Linked DNA regions of Mus musculus: region 1 is linked to region 2. Evidence: chromatin loops called from intact Hi-C (ENCODE). Cell type or tissue: left cerebral cortex. All regions are shown on one strand.

Evidence for each region. Hi-C counts contacts between places; a loop is a spot of excess contacts. Peaks named below come from ENCODE experiments on the same cell type or tissue, not always from the same donor. Only the 100,000 strongest peaks of a DNase experiment are listed, where the experiment ranks them.
Region 1: a loop joins it to region 2, with 3 times the contacts of the local background. A loop is called at or near these places in 1 of 42 quality-filtered maps.

What each region holds. Positions count from the first base shown.
Region 1 is chr1:6,482,219-6,484,718 of GRCm38, forward strand. No RefSeq gene overlaps it. Among named protein-coding and RNA genes, the nearest start is that of Alkal1, 120 kb to the left of the region's middle. In left cerebral cortex, a CTCF peak has its summit at 1,229; a DNase peak (open chromatin) is centred at 1,426; H3K27ac peaks cover 530 bases.
Region 2 is chr1:7,098,244-7,100,743 of GRCm38, forward strand. The region is part of intron 1 of Pcmtd1 (protein-L-isoaspartate (D-aspartate) O-methyltransferase domain containing 1); the gene reads left to right. Among named protein-coding and RNA genes, the nearest start is that of Pcmtd1, 11 kb to the left of the region's middle. In left cerebral cortex, a CTCF peak has its summit at 1,215 (motif pointing right); no DNase peak of the experiment used is centred here.

The DNA.
Region 1 (2,500 bases), 620 kb before region 2:
CAGTGACAGAGTGCTAAGTAGTTCTATGCAGGTTTGTTTTAGGCTAGTCATTTATGTTGCATTCCCATAGGTCCCAACAGTAATCTCCCTTATAGTTACCATATGTTGTAGAATTCAATAGCTCCACGAAAGTGCCTCCTTTCCATTCCCGATCCTACGTCCCGGTATTTCCCTTTCAAGTCACAGTCACAGAGAGTAAGAACCCAGCTGGTGTGAAGCCCCTGGCAGTGGTGTGAAGCCTCTGGCAGTGTCGCCAGGGCTTGGTTTCACACACGTCCATTCCAGCCACTGCCTTTCTTGCTCTGGATTCTTGTCACATGCCATGGGTGGGTTGGGAGAGAATCCCCTTTGCCAGTTGGTTCTTACCACTTTCATTATCTCCAATGAAATATCAGCCTTCTAGAGAAGCCCTGCAAAGTGCCCTGGAGAGGTAGAGCCCAATGATATTGGCTCTGGAGCACTTTAGCCCCTCTTTCTAAAATAGCACCTCAGTGTTGTGTTGTATTTGCTCTTTAGGGGTTTTTTTTTTTTTTTTTTTTGGTTTGTTTGTTTTTTTGTTTTTTTGTATTAGTGCTTTAGTAACTAGACTGCAAACTCTGTGAGTGGAAAAAATTGTCTTTTATGCACGAGTCACCAGCCTGGATCTGGGAGAGGTTCCTAGCAAGGACAAAAGTCCCAGTGAGCTGCACAAGAGTTCCCTGAGTTCATCTCTTTGGCAGTGTCCTGTAGAGCCTTGTCTTTGTAGTCTCCTCCTCCTCCTCCTCTTCTTCCTCCTCCTCTTTAATAAGTTGTATTCTATAAAGAGGAGATGTTACAGCTCACCCTCAAGTGTCACTGTACAGCTCTCTGATTCAGAGCTAACTCACATGCATAAAAAGAGAACAGGGGCCTCATCCATTCTAAGCTTTGAAAACACACAGCTCAGAACATAGCAGCTTCTCCCTTCCCAGCCGCTAACTTTTTAAAGCAGGTGACATTTGCTGACAACTCATTAGGGAAAGACTGCTTTAAATTCTGCTGCATAGGTAAAGGAGCATTCCCCTAAGTAGAGTTTGCATTTCTTGGAAGTTGGCACTCTAACAGGTTCTTTTAAAACATGTTGCTCTTTTAAAACATTTATTGTGTTAACAGAATACCTCACAGGTTGCTGTTTGAGCTCTGGCCTTTGGGTTTGCAAATTGATAAAGGGTAACTTGGTATCAATTATGGTCATATGGTCCTGACAGCAGATAGGGGGCGCTGAAGAGGCAGTGGTGCCAGGTGGCAATAGCAAAGAAAGGCCATGCCATCTGGATCTTGGAGGATGCACTTGCAGAGGAGCGCCTGGCTCAGCACTCTTCTCTGTACCATCTTCTTTCCCTTTGCAGCTTCCCACTTCCCATCTGTGCCCGCCCACTGGTTTCTCAAAGAATTAAAAAAAAAAAAAATTGGCATGGCGTAAGGAAAAAGAATCAGGAATCTGTGGGCTGCCCCTTCCTCAGCTTATTCAGTGTTAGTGACCAGTGACAGCTATGTCCTGGCCTGCTTCCCACACCCATTCTCAAGGCTGTAATCTGATGTCACCAGCGGGGCTGTGCATTTTGCTGCACCATACCGTGGGGTTCCAAGAGCTAGTTGTACTTTGTAAATTGCCAGCAAAACGTTTTCTTTTTCCTTTTTATCCTTGCCAGTGCTGCCTGCAGACTCCAAAAGGCATTTTCAGAAAGCAGATTCCACAAGTTCCAGAATCCAAGCACGAGTAATCATTATCTATTCTGCTTGAGTACAGTTCTATAGAAACAGTGACAATTTTTTGCCAATAGTTATTAAGTTATCACCTTGCCACATGAACTCCTCCAGAAAACATCATTTAATGGATAAACACTAGAACAACCTTTGCTGTTAAGTTCCCTAATTCTAATAAGTGTAGTTTTCCAGAAGGAACAAGCCGCAACAACCCAAACCTTAAGCAGTTGTTATTTCTGAACAGAATGTTACTATATATGGTTGTTTTAAGGATATTTTGGAAAATGGGTAGTTGGTAAATGGCTGTTTAATATAGGAACAAGCACTTAGAAGTAGCCAGCAAGTGAGAATTTCACAGCACCATTTTTTGGACTGCTGTGTGGATTTTTACCATGCACTGGATTCCTATGTTGTTCTGAGCACTTTTGTTTTTTTGTTTTTAGAAAGTGAGATTTTATCTGGGTATGGGTAGATTATCTCAACTTCAGCTTCTTCTGACAGTATCCTTAGAACATTTGTAAACAGTATGCTTTGTTGATGGACTTTGGAAGTCAAGAAAGTGCTAATGGAAAAGGAATAGGGGTGATTTGCATTTAGGCTGCCCAAAGGATATCTACACTAGGGCATCTCACCCCACCTCCAACATTAAAGAAGGAAGAAGGCACAGGGTTAGAACAGGGGGAGTCAAGATATCCCCAGGAGGAAGCCTGGAAGTTGCTTTTCCTAGAGCCCCTATTCTTAAACACAGTTCCAGTGGAGATTTTTCAACTTCTTT
Region 2 (2,500 bases):
GGCAGCATCCAGCCAGGCATGGTGCAGGAGGATCTGAGAGTTCTATGTCTTCATCCAAAGGCTGCTAGTGGAAGACTGACTTCCAGGCAACTAGGGTGAGGATCTTATGCCCACATTCACAGTGATACACTTACTTTAACCAGGTCACACCAATTCCAACAAGGCCACACCTCCAAAAGGTGCCACTCCCTGGTCCAAGAATATACTAACCATCACACTGAGCTATCACACTGAGCTATCTTCCCAGCCCATAAAAGCTACTTTGTAAAAGTTTTTACCTATGCCATTTGTTCCTCATTCAGGGTATCATGAATATGTGTCTAGATTTGGCCATTATGGTTTAGTTCTTTGTTGTTTGTTTGCTTTACATGGAGTTCATTTGTGCTTATGTGTTTTGAACCTCTGTTCTTTGTTTTCTTCTTTTGATACAGGGTCTCACTGAAGTTCTGGCTTGACTGGAACTCCTTGTGTAGACCAGGCTGGCTTTGACCTCATAGAGATCACCCGCCTCTGTCTCTCAAATGCTGGGATCATGCCTGGCTTCTTTGCTTTTCTTATAGTCACTTATATCTTATTAGACATTAAAAATAACATAATAAATCAAAGGGCATTTGTTTGTTTTTGCTTCCAAATAGTGTGCTGGCTAGGAGTCTTTGAAAAAGTATTAAAAGTATCAAGAAGTCACAGGGGATTGGAGCAATATTGCTGACTGTCCACAGGTAGCATGCCAGGTAATTGTAGGGACCTTTGTTACCTTAGTTCCCCTGCAAGTCAAATAGTTATGGTGATAGAACTGGGAAAACTGAGCACTTGAATTTTTCTTTGGTGTGGAGCTTTATATAAGAGGAAATGGTGCTTTTGGAGTCCAGGCTGTGCTGAGGCCTTCAGATGACAGCAGGAGAATTTCTGCACATGCATGGTCAGCTGCTTGGTGCTTTTAGCTGTTGGCTGTGGAGGCACAGGTAAATGGATCATTCAATGTTCTGTGTTCATTGCCAATAGGTAGGTACCATTGTATCTTGATATAAGTTTAGTAGAAGGAAATATTTAGAAATTCTTTACCTTCAAAAACTGGTTTATGTATGGTATTTGGGAGGACAGTTTACTTTAGCCCAATGACTTGCAGTTTTCTTTTCTTTTTAAAGATTTATTTATTTATTTATTTATTTATTGTTATATGTAAGTACATTGTAGCTGTCTTCAGACACACCAGAAGAGGGCGTCAGATCCCGTTATGGATAGTTGTGAGCCACTATATGGTTGCTGGGATTTTCACTTCAGAAGAGCTGTCAGTGCTCTTGCATCTCTCCAGCCCAGCAGTTTTCATCAATATATTCTATGTGTGTGTGTTCATGTTCTATGTATGCTTCTGTGTGTGCTTCTATGTGTGTGTGTGTTTTCTATGTATGCTTCTCTGTTTCTATGAGTGTGTGTGCTTCCATGTGTGTGTTCTTCTATGTATGCGTCTGTGTGTGTGCTTCTGTATGTGTTCTCTGTGTGATGTATGTGTCTGTGTGTGTGTGTGTGTGTGTGTGTGTGTGTGTGTGTGTTTGTGTACAGCCTTAGCCTTACTGTATAGTCTAGGCTTGCACTCCTAACACTCAGACTCACAGTTTTCCTGTTTGTGGTCTGTGTTGTGTTTATAGGCGTATAGATTACCATATCCAGCTCATCATTGTTTCTTGTTGATTAGATTGCATGTATGTATGTATGTATGTGCTTTGTGGTTTTTAGAAAGAGTCTCAGGCTGGCCTTGACGTACTGTGAAGCTGAGCATGATTTTCAGTTTCCTAGTTTGCTGCGTCCACTTCGCGAGTGTTGAGATTGCAGGCATGGTTTATATGACACTGGAGACTTCACCCAAGGACTCCACCAGCTGACGACAGCCCCAGCTTCTAGAGGCAGTTTAACAATCTTAATGTTCATATTCAAACAAATGGTCAGATTTTGGAACACAAAGGTAATCAGTAGGATGTTAGTGTCAAGAAAAGCATGCAGTTGTCTCTGGTTTTACAAGCATTGTAAAACCTATCTTAAAAGAGTTACTTTTAAATACGTCTAAGTTATTTTAATGGGGTTGGTTTTCTTTCCTATACAAAATGATTTGAACTTGTTCTTTTGTGAACCAGATAAATTAAAAGACCTTTTGTTTTTACAATGATTTGTATAGATATCTGTGTATAATAGCTGATTCTGAAATGGACTTAGCTCTAAAAAAATGGCATGAAATCACTATGGTTCAGTAACTGAACTGCTTCATTATTTACAATGACAAAGAAGCTTGCTTTTTTCTATTGGGGATATGTGTTGCCAATATGTAGTAATCATTGTCTTTATTGTATCTCAGAAGCCCTTAAAGTAATTGGCACTAATTATATGTGTGTACATATATAGTCATGTATGCACTTCTGTGCACATGCTGCACGGGAGGGAACATTCACACAGAGTGCAGTGGAAATAATCTCCCTTGTGTGTTTCAGGAAAAAGGAGTTTCCGTTTG